Regions from separate parts of the Mus musculus genome. Here regions 2 and 3 are each linked to region 1. A link is a loop called in an ENCODE intact Hi-C map of the cell type or tissue named here. Cell type or tissue: left cerebral cortex. All regions are shown on one strand.

The links. A loop is a pair of places that touch in the nucleus more often than their neighbours do. Peaks named below come from ENCODE experiments on the same cell type or tissue, not always from the same donor. Only the 100,000 strongest peaks of a DNase experiment are listed, where the experiment ranks them.
Region 2: a loop joins it to region 1, with 4 times the contacts of the local background. A loop is called at or near these places in 8 of 42 quality-filtered maps.
Region 3: a loop joins it to region 1, with 3 times the contacts of the local background. A loop is called at or near these places in 25 of 42 quality-filtered maps.

The regions. Positions count from the first base shown.
Region 1 is chr1:185,190,846-185,195,845 of GRCm38, forward strand. No RefSeq gene overlaps it. Among named protein-coding and RNA genes, the nearest start is that of Rab3gap2, 11 kb to the right of the region's middle. In left cerebral cortex, a CTCF peak has its summit at 2,983 (motif pointing left); a DNase peak (open chromatin) is centred at 2,958.
Region 2 is chr1:184,902,493-184,907,492 of GRCm38, forward strand. It overlaps Mark1 (MAP/microtubule affinity regulating kinase 1), which reads right to left. Exons shown (of 18, transcript NM_145515.2): 15 at 4,591-4,755; 16 at 2,911-3,162. Among named protein-coding and RNA genes, the nearest start is that of C130074G19Rik, 22 kb to the left of the region's middle. In left cerebral cortex, no CTCF peak of the experiment used is centred here; a DNase peak (open chromatin) is centred at 3,065.
Region 3 is chr1:184,842,126-184,847,125 of GRCm38, forward strand. It overlaps Mtarc2 (mitochondrial amidoxime reducing component 2), which reads right to left and starts at 3,783. Exons shown (of 8, transcript NM_133684.4): 1 at 3,421-3,783. The coding sequence starts at 3,692. It overlaps Gm34451 (a long non-coding RNA gene), which reads left to right and starts at 3,722. Exons shown (of 2, transcript XR_865818.3): 1 at 3,722-4,112. In left cerebral cortex, a CTCF peak has its summit at 2,660; DNase peaks (open chromatin) are centred at 2,701, 3,255, 3,787, 4,522 and 1 more place; H3K4me3 peaks cover 2,876 bases; H3K27ac peaks cover 2,885 bases.

The DNA of each region.
Region 1 (5,000 bases):
AACATTATTATAGAGCTGGTGGCCCTTGGGAGGTGACCTTGTGCCCCGGAGGGACATTAGCAGTGTTCAGGGTGTTTCTGGTCCCCACAACCGACCTGAGTAACACTAACATGTACAGTGTGAGGAAAGAACAGTGTTATTGGTACAAAAATGACAATGGTGCTACATGACACTTTCCAGAGGCCATCTTCTGCAGTGTACGCATAAAGCAGAAGGTTACAGGTCCTCGGTGTGACATCACTAGAGCCACAACTGAGCAGGGTGTGACCTCGGGCCTCTGTTCCAATATGGTTTTAGTTTGCACAATAAAGGCAAGATGTACTGCTGCCACATGCTGGCTCATTATCCTAACACTCTGGAGGCTTGAGCAGGAGGATTGTGAGTTCAAGGCGAGCCTGGGCTGCATAGTGAGATCCTTTGTCAAAGAAAACTAAATTGCCAGCAAGATAGCCCAAAGACTAGAGGTGCCTGAGACCAAGCCATGTCTGGATCCACGTGGTGATAGGCAACTCCCACAAGGTGTCTGTCCTCCGACCTCCAAGCAAACCCTGGCACATGTGTGTGCACACACAGCTGCACAATGAATAATTGTTTTAAAAAATTCAAAACACCAATAAGCAAAATATAAACACATAAAAAGGCACATACACACATACATAACCACCAATACACACACGCGTGCGCACAGTCCCCAAAGTTATGGCTAATATTTAAATAGTGAAATTAGAATTAGTTGAAAGCATACATTTGAAGACACATCTACTGAGAAGCTACAACTCCATTGGAACAGCACTGATTCGGAATGCTTCTTAGCAAATCTCAAGGAAGAAGAATCCTGATTAGTAAAAAGCACTCGCATTGAGGATGTGATTGGTAGCTATCCTTGCCTTCAAATGTCTTACACTGTGACCATGTTCATTTATTCAAACCACTCAAAGTTTCCTTTTCATATTTATTAGTGACTTTTGTTAAACCTCCTTTCTATAGATCCATGGTCAATACTAAATACATTAAATTAAAATATAGAAAACATTCAAAGAATTTCACTTACTAAGATATTAATGTGCATTTACCAGGGCTCCATTTAGTGCTGAAATATTTATTAATACACGAATGAATTATTAATCCCTTTATTTTATTCATTACTTAACATCTCAGCAATTTTGAAATTTAATTTCTTTGGAAAAAAAATCTCAAAATAGATTTTTGCCAGTTTATGGAGCTTTTTTTTTTATCATAACAACAAAAATATTTTTCTCCAAGGGGAAAGTTTATTCTAGAGAATGAGGCTTACCTAGAATGGCTAAGCTCTGCTAAGCCTACAAATTGCATAATGTCAGGTAAACATAAAGTATATAATTAGTGTGCAAAGGTGAAGCGGGAGAGAGGGAGCAGACAGGCAGAACGGTGCTGCGCAGCGGCAGCCACTGCTGGGCTGTGGTTTAGCGGGTTACTAGCGTGGTTTCACAAGATTTCAAAAAGTGAACTGTGATGGTTCCTTCCTGCACATAAAACCCATATTCATTCTGTGTTATCATAAATGGAAGTAACTTTAAACATTAACAGCTGTTATTCACAGAATCCCTCGGCACCGAGTCTTTGAGCACAACAGTTAACCTTTTCCCTTTCAAACAGCAGCTAGGTCCGTCCGTCATTCGTGGCTATTTTGCGCTAAGAATAAAGCTTAGTGAGGAGACCAGGAATTAAAGACTGTTCTGAACAGGACCGGTTTGGCATTAAAATAAATGTCAGGTGCAGCTAAAAGTCATTGAAGACACAGATGAAAGCTATGGACGAAGAAAACACAGCCGGGTGGTGGTGGTGCACTCGGGAGGCAGAGGCAGGCAGCGGCGAGTTCCTGGACAGCCAGGTCTACACACAGACACTCTGTCTTGAAAATCCGGGAGTGGGGAGTGGGGATATGATGTAGAAAGAAAGAAAAGAAAAGACACAAAGCCAGGTGTAGAAGCTCACACCTCATGACGCCTGGAAAGAGGCTGGAGAAAAAGCTATAGGCCATTAAGTTATTAATCTACCGATGGATTAGTCTATTTATGATGTTAGAGCTCTCTGGGACACAATCACCTCCCAAAGACCAGCCGCTGGACACTGTTGTGTTGGGGACAGTTAAGATATAAGTCATAGATAGCAACTAGTCACAACATAGTGCTGTAATTTAAGCTTAAATTCCCGACCTTAAGGAGTCAGTTATAGTTTGCACCTGGAATGCTCCCAAAGTCACCTGGGATGAAAGCTTGGTCCCCAGCCGATGGGCGCTCCTAGAGGTAGCGTTAACTGTAGGAAGCGGAAGTAGGGCGCGATGTGGGGTGAAGTGACTTTGAAGCATGTGGCTTGCTCCTTGGCCTTCTCCCGCGACCTCTCTCTTTCTTCCTCCCCTCTTACCCCCTTTTTCTCCTTTCAGCATGCGGGTACCGGGATTCAGTTCATGTCCTTGAGCTTGGCGGCAACCATCCTTACTCACTGACAGATTCATCTCACCAGCGCCTAGAATCGTTTTTAATGAACTCTTCCCTGAAGTTTGTAAGATTGCTGGCTGTTTGGGGGAAGAAAATATATATTCTTCTACTTTGATCTCAAATCCAATATGTAGTCAGGGATGGCTTTGAACTTCTGATCCTCTTGACTCCAAGTCCTGAGTGCTGAGACAGGTGTGTTGTAACCATGCCAGCTTTATGGGGTTGAGCTAGGGGAGCACTCTACCAACTGAGCTACAGCCCAGGCCTGATAAGCAACTAAGACAGGTGTATTCCTGTCTGTCTGACTGCACCTCCCACACCACCCAAATGTGTGTGTGTGCACGCGCGCACACGCGTGTGCTGGAAATGAGTCATGTGGTTAGTCATAAGGTCCTAGTGCCTAGTAGGTTTTGTTTTGTTTGTTTACGTGTGTAAAAGGAATGAACTTCCTAGAGGCAAACGGATCGTCCTCTCTGCCCTTGAGAACATCGCCATCTAGTGGAGGAGACAAGAGTGCAGACAAACCAAAAAAGGTTATTACATTTTCAAGTTAGAAAGATCCTGGCTGACTCATTTTGCTCGGGAAATCAGACTTCTCAAAAGGTGAATCTGGAAATTAAAAAAAAAAAAAAACAAAAACATTTTATCTGGCTTTTGAAGTATTCTTGATATTTTGAGTGAGAAAAAAAAGACTTAACAGATGGTCAGAAATCCACTTTAGAGCATTCATTCCTGTTTTGTGCTGGTCAGAAACGTGATGATTTACGTCTCCGGGGGGTTACTTTGATTTGGGCACAAGGAAGATAGGAAAATGAGCTAGAAAGTGTACCTCAGTAGTCAGCAGTCAACAGTTTCAAATGCAAAGTCACATCACCTTAGTGGCTACTAACAAGACAGTTGTCCCCGACTCCATCATTGGGAAAAGACTGAATCTAGGAGGGTGAAAACCCTTGCTTATTGAATGTCAGTCTGTGCGAGGAGAAGTTAGAAGGCTGGTGTGGGAACACTTGGAAGTGTTCCCACCAAGGCCAACGTCCTCAGCTTTGGAACTAATTTAACTGTGAAAGTCTCAGTAAGGACAGATGTCAAAATTCAACATGAATCTAGATCATGAACAGATCAGAGACCCCTAGGGCAGAGGAATAAATACCATCTGCTCTGGGCAGCAAGCCCTGGTCCCCTCACACAGGCAGACTACAGTAAGGTGTGCATAGTGGCTTTCGTGAAGGAAACGGGAAAAACATATAAAAGGAGACATTTCTCACCTTGAAGCAGACTGAGCAATCTTAATTAGCCCTAAATTCCTAAAGGAGCTGAGGCCACTGCTCTGGGCCCACCCCCACCCACAGCATCACACCTCACATTCTAAAATAGCTGCTGCTTCTTGTTCACACAGGTTGCTGCTGTCTCCATAGCTTTAGGTCACGATGTCCTCTGTACCATTCTGTCCCACAAACTAGCTCAGATCAGCTGACAAGACACAGCTCTCTCTCTTTTTTTAATCTGACAAAATTTCCCTGCCCTGATAGGTACCCTTGATTTTTTTTTTATTTGATTTTTGTTTTGTTTTGTTTTGACAGGATCTCATTGTATTTTAGCTCTGGCTAGCTTGGAACTTGCTATGTAAACCAGGCTAGCCCAGAGCTCACAGAGATCCTTGTGCCTCTGCCTGATGAATGCAGGGATTAAGTGTGCACACTCCTATGCTTGCCTTTTTTTTTTAGGAAGTTGCTTTTAAAGATTTATTCTATTTTATTTTAATTGCATACATGTGTCTGGGGGGGTATATGCTTGTTAGTCTGGGTGCCCAGAAAATACCCCAGATGCCCAATCTTGAGCAAAATGAATAATACTGAAGAGAGTGTTGTTTCTGACTTCAAGATTTATTAGAGAGCTACAGTAATAAAAATAACATGATACCGACACATGTAGACCAACGGAATAGAATAGAAGACCCAAACATGAGTACTCACGATTAGAGCCTTCTGACAACTGACAAAGTCAAAAACCATGCGGAGCAAAACACAGTGTCTTCAACAAAAGTTGCTTGGGAAATGGATGTCGACATTCAGAAGTATGAAGTTAGAGCCACATCCATCACCCTGTAGAAAGATTAGGTCCAAGTGGATAAACACCTCAATCTGAAACTCCAAACACTAAAACCACTAGAAGAAAACATGGGCAACACCTGTAGAACATATGTGTAGAAAGGAGACATGGGCAGCACCTGTGGGACACACCTGTAGGAAGGAGACATGGGCAGCACATGTAGAACATATGTGTAGGAAGGAGACATGGGCAGCACCTGTGGGACACACCTGTAGGAAGGAGACATGGGCAGTCCCCGTGGGACACATGCGTAGGAAGGCCTCCCTGAGCAGGACTCTACTTGCCAAGGAATTAAGGCCAACAACTGATAACTGGGACCTCACACAACTAGAACATTTCTGTACAATTAAGGAAACAATCAAGAGGAGAAGAAACTCACAGAATGGAAGAGAACGCTTCTAGACATACATCTAA
Region 2 (5,000 bases), 290 kb before region 1:
AAACCATAGCTGTATTGTGCAAAAAACAAACACACACAAAAACAAGCAAACAAACAAACAAACAAAAAACCCCAAAAGAACCCAACAGCAAACCAACCAACCAACCAACCAACCAACCACTATTTTTCAGAACCAAAAGAATAATAAAATGTATTTGTATTCTCAAATAGGGTTTCTTAAATTTCTATTTTTTAAAAAATAATTGCTATTTTCACTAGGTAGAATATTAAATAGTCAGTGCCATCTGTACAAATTATTTTATTATAGCAAACTGAAATAAATATGTTTCTGAGCTGGTTTGCCATGCAGTGCCATGCCAGCTGTGTGAGATGCTGGGGTACACTGCACAGAAGGGCAATGCTCAGCCTTAGCAACAAACAGTGACCCCGCTGACCCTGCAGCAGAGAGGAGACACTTGCACTCAGCAGGACTGTGCTGTCCTATGCATATGCGCTGACACAGAGGACACTGCTGCCGGGCCCAAGCTCTCCACAGCCACAGTGGGAGCTCCCTCACATCTCACTGCTGGTGCTCACATGCTGGTCCAGCCTCCTGAGCAGAGGGCAGCAGTGTCTAAGGCCTAAGGAGCCGGCTCGCGGTGGGAGGCAGATAGGGACACAGGGCCCATGCAGCTTAGCCTGGCTCTGTGACACAAAAACAAATACCACACATCCAGCATTTTGTACTCAACTGGCAGGCATTTGAGGCACAAGATTCCAAGGAGAAAGGACATCACTTCCCTATCTACCGTGCCAGTGACCGACAATCACACTAGCACCTTGCAATGGCTGCCAGTACCGTCCTCTGACTCCCTGTTGACTGTGGGCTTGTCCTTCTCTTAGGTGTGCCACTCTGCACACTTGTACAGTCAGCATAAGGTCACTGATGGTCTGCTAAGATACTTGTGTTTGAGTGTTTAAGGATTGAAACTCAGCTGTGTGGTCCTGCACATAGAAAAGGGGGAGGTTGCTGCCCTTCTTTACCCAACCAAGCTTTCTGTTTGCTTGTGGTAAGTTGTTATGTTTGGAATAACAATCTGCCTTCCTTCTGTGTTCTGGGATTAAAGACATGAGGCACCATGCCCAGCTTCTCCACTCACTCTGGAAGACCAGGGACACTAGAGACACTGCAAGTAAACACCAGTGTTCAAGCAATCAATATGCCTTCTCCATTCACTGACTGAAGGCTTAGCTCATATGAGTGTGTGACATGGACCCTTAGAGACGACCATGCCCTGCCCGTGATGCTCCTTGTTAGCTGCTTAGAGGCAGTCATGCACTGCCCGTGACGTTCCTTGTTAGCTGCATTGTGCTTCAGCCCATGGCTCATTGCTCAGTTGTTTCTTCCATGACTCTAAGACTTGGAGGGCCCAGGTCCCGCCCTCTTTGTCTTTATAGCACTCTGCATAGCCGAGTGTTATGTGGCAGGGCTCACGTTGCATGGGCTGGTATTAATGGGTCACATTTCTATCAGTCTGCATTTGTTTGGCATTCATATCATCTATGTGCAGCACACAGCATGACTAGTTTGTATGAAGTACAGCTATACTATTTCACTAGATTAGTTTGTTAGACACACATTTATCTTGTGTTTATTTTAATGTTCAGGTTTTTACATTTTCCTTGCTTCTTATTTTTATGTGCACTGGTGTTTCCCCTGTATGTGTGACTGTGTGATTGTGTCAGATTTCTTGGAACTGGAGTTACAGAACGTTGTGAGCTGTCATGTGGGCACTGGGAATAGAACTTGGGTTCTCTGGAAGAACAGCCAGTGCTCACAACTGCTGATCTGTCTCTTTAGCCTCTGATTTTCAGCTTTTAAGTAATCATGTGACCTTAAACTTATACAAAGTCAAAAAAGTTAAATGATAAAAAACAAACAAAAAAAACTCAAAAAAAGTTAAATGATGAGTGTGATTTGAAAGGATTTTAAACATACATACATACATAATATATAACGCATATACAATGTAAATAATATTATACATATACACATAAGTATATACTCTCTCTCTCTCTCTCTCTCTCTCTCTCTCTCTCAGCCTAATGGGTAATGTGCTTGCCACCCAGCCCGACGCTCTGAGCTGAAGCCCTGGAATCTCACGGTGAAGGGGAGATGACTCTGACAGGTGTGCTTTGACCCCCACTTTCCACACACTATGGCACGTGGTTCTCCTCCCACCTCAGTAAATAAACGACATAAGAAGATTTAAGCTAATCACTGCCTGCCACTGGTGCCTGACAGAGCAGTGAGGAAGGTTAGTTCTTTTTCTTTCAAGCTTAGATGTGTATTTAATTCCTTCTCCTAAGTAAAAACATTTTAAATCGTAGCTAATTCTTACATTTCTTTCCCCTTCCTTCCCTTTTTATTCTTGGAGACGGGGCCTCTCTCCATAGCTTGACTGTCCTGAGACTGGCTATGTAGACCTGACTGTCCTTTAGCTCAGAGCTCTGTCTGCCTCCTCAGCATTGGGATCAAAGGTGTGTGCCCCCCACTCCTGACAAAATGTTTTCTACGGGAAGTTTTTGCTCTGCTCTACAAAAGCTGTCACTTTTCTTTTGGGACAGGGCCCTCTGCATCCCAGGCTGGGCGCAGATCCCATGGTCTTGATCTTCTGCTCTTCTTGCCACCGCTTCCTGAGTGATGGCTTCCGCAGGCTGGCACTGAACCTTGGGCTTCCTGCATGCCCAGCCACACTTGACAACTGGGCTACATGAGCCCTTAAGTTCTTATTTTTAATTTCTCTTTCTTAAGGAAAAAGACTATCCCTTCCAGGTGTTTTACTCCCAATTCCTGTAAAAATCAGTGAGATGCCATGAAGTCATTCTAGAAAAATCATAGCCCAGGTGAAAGGAAAGGACCAAGCCTCCTCCTCAGCAGAGAAAGCAGCCCCAGCCCGAGGGTACTGACCTGCGGACGAACTTGGAGGTGATTTTGCTGATGATGCCGGTTGACGTGCCCCTTCTGGCATGTGCAAACGCACCCGTTTCGTGGGATGGGGAGGCCGGTGGTCCGTTGTAAGCCGCGCTGCGCCGCTCTCGGAGCTGTTCCCCATGGAAAGTGCTTCGGCTGGAGCTCCCTCGGGGGAAGCGGGTCCTGTCTGGAGTGCTGGCACTGATGCTGTGAGCAGACGGAGAAGCAGCAGGCACTCTCTGAGCTGCACTGCTGGGAGAAATTAAGATCTATTATTTAGAATAATGACAGGAGCAGATTTCACTCAACCTAAAAATGGGGAGGGGAAAGGTGTGGTTATTTCTGTTGGCCCAATGATTTTTATCCACATTAGAAATGAGGTACATGGGAGAATTAATTTACTATATCGTTATACAAGGAGGAGATGCCAATTTAAACTGTATTTTTACTATAGATTCTAATATTTCTGACATGAAGACAAAGCTGTCAGAATCTGGAATGCCAGCCAGAGTGCAGCACGTGCGGTATTTATTACATAATCAGAATATCCAAATCCCAAATGCTTCAAATCCAAAAACTGTCTAAGCACTGATATGACACTACACATGAGAAATTCCATGTGTGACCTCATGCATATCCACTGAAAACACACTATGTAATGAGCTTAGGCGGTGCATGTCAGGCATGCTAGCAATCTAAATGAATTTCATGTTGAAATTCCAGGTCTATCCCATCTATCTCATTATGCATGCAAATATTGTGGAATTGGAAAATATCCAAAATCCCAAAGTCTCCTGGGCCTAGGAACTCCAGATAAAGGGTATTCAACTTGAATGCTTTTAACATATGTTGCTTAGCAATGTACAGAATGGATTTCATTGTTTGTCAAAAGGCCTTTCATAACATCACCCCATGCTTCTTGTTGAGACTCCAGGGGCTACAGTGCTGCATGGAGCTGTCAGTGTGACGGATAGAACCTAATCCTGAAGCAACCGCATGTTAAGATGCCCTACATTCAGAAATCCTACATGAGTGAAACTTAAAAACCGCAAACTGGATTTTATGCCCGAGCGGCTGTCACTGTGCCTGCCCCACTAATACCACACCTACTAGGACCTACGGCTGTGGTGCCAACAGGATTTGGTTCTGTGTCCCATTCTTTGAGCAAGGGTGGGGGTACAGTTTCAAGACAGGGTTCCTCTGTGTCATAGCCTTGGCTGCCCTGGAACTTGCTTCATAGACTAGGCTGGCCTTGAACTTAGAAAGCTCCACTGGCCTCTGCCTTTCCAGCACCGGGACATGCGCCATCATAGCTGGCTCGCTGTGTGTCTCACCTTACTTACTTTTTATTTTACAAGGTTAGTTTATTTGTGCGTGCCACAGAGCATGTGTGTAGGTCAGAAGACAGCTCCTGAGCGCGGGCTCTTTTCTTTCACTATCTGGACTCCAGGGAGAGGACGGAGGTCATCACTCCTGGAGGTAAGCGCCTTTACCATCTGTTGCCCCATCTTGCCAGCCATTAAAATTACTTAAGTGATAAATTAGGCAGCGTTGCTTAATGGGTGGATTAAGAATATTCTTCTGGAAAATGATGTCAGGTAGCTTAGATGACTGCTAACGCACACACTGCTCCTCAGAGAGCTCCTGAGGAGAGAAAGCCACGTAAGCAGGACTCACCCAGGCCGATACGCTTCTGAGCCATCTTTAATGGTTGGCAGTGTAACTTTTATAGGGTGGCCAGAGGTTGACATAGATTTCTGGTGGCGGGGACGTGCTGAGGGGCCAGCAGAGGCCACGGTGGAGCCCGCCGAGGACATGCTGCTGGCAGACATCTCTGTAAGGCTGACATAAAAGAAGAAGTACAGTTACTGAAAGCTGAGAAAAAGATTTCCTGAATCTCAATCAATTGACACTTTCGTGATTGAAACACTTGAAAGAAACAAACACATTCTTAGTGATTAATGAAACAACTCTCCATTTAAGGTGTGACCATTGAAAAGCTCTCAGGTTCTTGTTCTGTGCTTGTGAGTCTGAGAGGGCAGGGCATATTTGTGGATGTGTGTCAGCTACAAATCAGTTGATTACTG
Region 3 (5,000 bases), 350 kb before region 1:
ATTGTGAATCACCTCTGGGCTTCCCAGGAGGAAGTCTCTAAATTAACTGAGGTGAAAAGCCGCATCTGAAATATGGGTGGCATGCTCCCATGGGCTGGGGTTCTAGACTGAATAGCAAGGACAAAGTTAACTGACCACCAGCCCTCCCTCTCTCACTGCTTCCTGATTGTGGACACCATGAGACCAGCCCCTCACAATCCATCTTCCTTTCATTTGCTTCTTGTCAGGTATTCGTCTCAACAATAAGAACAGTTAACTAAGACAGCTGCCACTTACAACAGACTTCAGCCACCTCCTTAGGATACTTTATCTTGTGCACATAAATAATTCCCCAGGAGCAAATGATCCACTGTGTTCTGCCAGCTCCGAGAAACAGAATGAGCCTAGAAAGTGGCTTTTCATAATCAAGTTACCCCAACTTGACCTGCAATGAGAGTCAGCACCCTGACTTTACAGCAAAGCACAAGCAGGTGGCAGATGGACCAGTGTCTCAGCCCAGAGTTCAGAATCCCCACAGTAAACAGCAGGGCCTTGAACACCAGTGGACCAGTGAGGTGGTGCCCAGGGCAAATGAAATAATCTCGCTCAAGTTAAAAACTAACTGCCGCTGGGCGTGGTGGCGCACACCTTTAATCCCAGCACTCGGGAGGCAGAGGCAGGCGGATTTCTGAGTTTGAGGCCAGCCTGGTCCACAAAGTGAGTTCCAGGACAGCCAGGGCTATACAGAGAAACCCTGTCTCGGAAAACAAACAAACAAAAAACCAAAACAAACAAACAAACAAAAACCTAACTGCCAACTAGACAGCAGAGTTGGGGTGGGGGCAGGAAAGGCTAAGCCCAAAAGAGGTAAGAAGGGAAAGGTGGGCGATGGGAATAAGCCGGGGAGGGGGTGCTCCCTTTATCAATAGGTGATAAATCCGTACAGAAGAAATAGACAGTTGGCTTCAGAGAAGGGTGTGAACGGAGAAAGTGATAGTCAGAGTCCTCTGCTGAAGGACGTTTACAAGGTCAAGGAAGGAAGCAGGTGCCAGTGTTACCATCTTCCGGGAGGACCTTAAACACTTCACTGCCCAAGGAGCAGAGAACACTAGCCAAACCCTCAAAATATGGGCACAAACTAAACAAAAGATGTCTTTTCCTCCAGAAAGACCAGTAGATGTGGTCCTGACTCAAGCAGAAAACAAGGGCCATTAAGCAGAGTCCTAGCCGGAAGCTTGCTTCTGAATATTAATTAACTTTGATAAATAAAACTCAAACTGGAGGAAGTTAAAGGCCTCTGTTCAAGGTCTCCTGTGCGCTCCTTAGGTTCCTGTATCACACAGAAAAAGTGACTGCTGTACTCGCCTAGATCTGAATTCAAACCCCCTAGAACAAGCTGGGTTTGTGACCCCCCCAAGAAATACTCATCCTGTCCAATACTGTCTTGCTAAACCCACAGGATGGGGACGGTCATAGCTAGCCCACAAAACCAACCGTAGGTGGGCAAACTTACAGGACAGGTTTTAGCCCAATGTCTAACACATAACCATTTCTCTGCCTTTCCCTCCACCTCAAACCACACCATCCAGAGAGGAAGCTGATCCTGCTGAGCACGGTGGGACAGGCCTATAACCCTAGCACTTGGGAAACAGAAGCAGACCGATCCCTACAAGTTCAAGGCCAACCTTATCTACACAGCAAGCCAGAGTTCAGGACAGTCAGAGCAATGTAGGGAGATCTTTTATTTAAAAAAAAAAAAAGGAAAAAATGAAAGAAAGAATGTATTGCTCAAAACGAGAGATGCAGTTCTATTTACTTCATTGAATCCCCAGGGAGCAGAAAAAAGCAGGGCAAAGGACACCTTTTCTCCCTACACCAGCAACATCACAGGCAAGCCATGATAATCTCAGTGAGGCACACGCCATGCTCTGATGATCTGAGGAAACAGGTCGGTCGGTACTGGTTGCCTGTGAGATACCCCAGGGTTCCTAGGTGAGAGGAAAGATGCTCACATCTGCCTTGCCACCTCTGGTTAACACGGTGGGCCTCAGAACCCCCTGGGTGTTGTACAGTATCCAGTACCAGGTACCCAAGGTCTTCCTGACCGCAGAGATCTTAACCTCCACACTTTAATAAACTCTAAACATCTTTCTCACAATGATCTCGCAGGAAACCATTTCATTATAGCAGAACAATCCCCTGGGGGGATTCTCCATTCTTGGTGATTTCAATTCATTTGGACAGGGATGGGACTCTCGAGGAATGGTAGTATTTTATTTCATTTTATTTCATTTCAGTATATACACAAGTTTTCATATAGCTCAGGCAGGCCTTGAACCCAAATCTACAGCTTCCCTGGAAGTGACCTTGAACTTCTGATCCTCCTGTGTGGAAATGACTGGCATGTGCCACCATGCCTCCCTTGGATGCTGGAGGATAAAATTCAGGGCTTCACGAACCCTTGGCAAACACTCTCTCCTACCAACGGAGCTATATCCCCAGGCCCTCAGTAAATGATAATTTAAACCCAAACCTCCCAGCATTGCAAACATAGGCCGCCAATGAGGAATGGAAAATCCATGAGCGGAATTCCTGATCTATAAATTTATTCTGTAGCAGAACTAAACTCTTTTTTTTTATTCTAACCTCCTTTATTATTATTTCATACCCGTTTGTGACTAGCTCTCTATCGCCATCTACCACAACCCCTCCCTCGCCCCACCCCCGGCAAACCGTGTAATTCTGCTCCTTACTCGTTCAAGTGGTCACCAGAACTAGAGGGAAGGCCCGATGTTCTTGAAAACGCTCAGCCAATGGCATTTTATATTTCTAGTGTCCTACAGTTAGGAGAGCTGTACGGACAGCTGACAGGGGAGTCTCCCCCCCCCCCCCCACCCCCCAGGGTTCCAGGAATGCTCCAACTCAGTTTTCCAAAACTACTTTAGCCAGAAGCACGGGCTTCGCAGCTAAAGGATCAAAGCTCGACAGCCCAGAGAATTCAGGCAACAAGCCTCAGTTCTGTGAAGCCGAAAGGGGTGGGGGCCGAAATCCAGGCGCTCTGTTTCGCTTTAGAGTAAATTTGCATGTGGTAAAACTAAAATTCTCCTCCCGGAAGGTCTCCCCACAGACATATTTGGGCTTGCAAACTTAGATTTCAACTTGAACACGCTCGTCAATGTGCACCGTGCTGTAACTGCTGTCATCTCTTTCCCATATGTGTGTTTCCCAGAAGCAACAAACCCTTACTTTCTAGGTTTGGGGAGAACACAGCTTGCAGTACGGAACTCCTCTCTCGACTTGCTCCAGGCTCAGGCTCACAAAGTTTGCACTCACCGAGGGGCGCCTGGTTCCAGGTCTCACACTTCCGAGCAAGGATAGGCAAGGCCCCACCTCCCTCGCCCCGGCCCATTCGCGCCCGGTGCAGTGCGGGGCTCGGCGTACCTGTCGCGCACTTTGCCACAGCGCAGCCCCATGTCCGTGCACTCGGTCTCACACACCGACACCCCCTTGCAGGACTTGATCGGGTAGATCCAAACCTTCGACACCGTGCCCACCTGCTGCAGCTGCCGGCGCCGCCGGGGACGCGTGCGACGCCAAGCTACGGTCCCCAGCGCCACCGCAGCCAGCCCCAGCGCGGCGACGCCGAGCCAGGTGGACCGCGGCTGCCCAGGGAGGCCGAGGCGAGCCAGAGCCGTAGAGCTGGAGGAACCCATGTTACACTATCCCGGGCAGGCCTGGGCTACTGGGCCGCGGTGTCGAGGCGGGGCTTAAGGCTCCGGGAGTGTGGGAGGAGCCAGGGTTGGCGCAGCCGCACTGCCTGTCAAACTTATGCTGCTCACGTCCAGATCAGTGTCGGCGGAGCCTGGCCCACGCCCATCGCGGGTGACAGCGTGGGGTGGTCACTTTCATTTTACTTTGTCTCTGTCCGCCTTTAAAGTGATCCCTCCCCCCATGACTCTTCAACCTGCTACACTCATTAACCCTTTTGCTTCTAAAAGGAGCACACTCAATTGTGCAAGAAGCTGCTGCACTGAAATGAAGCAGAATGGAGGAATGTTTCCTGGGGACAACTTTGGGATAGGTCTCCCGAAGATCGCGCAACTCTCTGGAACGCTCGGCTTCCATCTCTGCAGGTAGAGACAAAACTACTGGCGCGGCTTCTGGCAGCGTGACCTGAGGTTACAGGTACACCAGCCAATTAAGACAGCGCAAGGAAGGGAAAGGCTGCCAGAGCTTACCACTTGCTGAGGTCCGAATAGAGGACTCTGGTCGACTTTTCTCAGACAACGATCTAAACGGAATCCAAATGTCAGGCTTTGGCTAAGAGATAGCCCCAAGTTCAAGATCACGGTGGGCTATTGATGGCCAGGACCTGTCTCAGAAGCATCAATGATTAACTCATCAGTTGAAAGCCGCTCAACCCATAAAGGTCCTGGCTGCCAACACTGACATCTCGAATTCAGTCCCTGGGAGCCATGTGATAGAAGGGAGGGAACCATTTCTTGAACAAACAGAGAGAGTGGGAGGGAGAAGGAGAGGGGGACTGGGAAGGGGAGGGGAAGACTGAGACAAGAGACACGAGAGAGGAGAGGGTGGGAGGTGTACATGGAGAGACAGAAAGAGGAGACAGGGGGAGAATAAACGCTAAATAAATAAATGGCGAAATGACTCAGTGGTTAAGAGCACCCAGATGGACTCCCAGTACTTACATAGCAGATCGTATCTGTCTGCAATTCCAGTGCCAAGAGACCCCCACTCTCTCTGCCCCCTGCAGACCCCCACTCTCTCTGCCCCCTGCAGACCCCCACTCTCTCTGCCCCCCGCAGATAGCTGGAACACAGGTGGTACTCAGGCATACATGCGGGCAAAAACATCCACATACTTAAAATAAAAATAAAAATTTTAAAATAGCCAAGGGCTTAGAATGTTGAATTCTGCTGCGTGGACAGTCACCAGAGACGACAGACTTCTGCATGGGAGGAAAGACAGGACAGAGCCCCAACCTCTGTAACTGGCAGAGC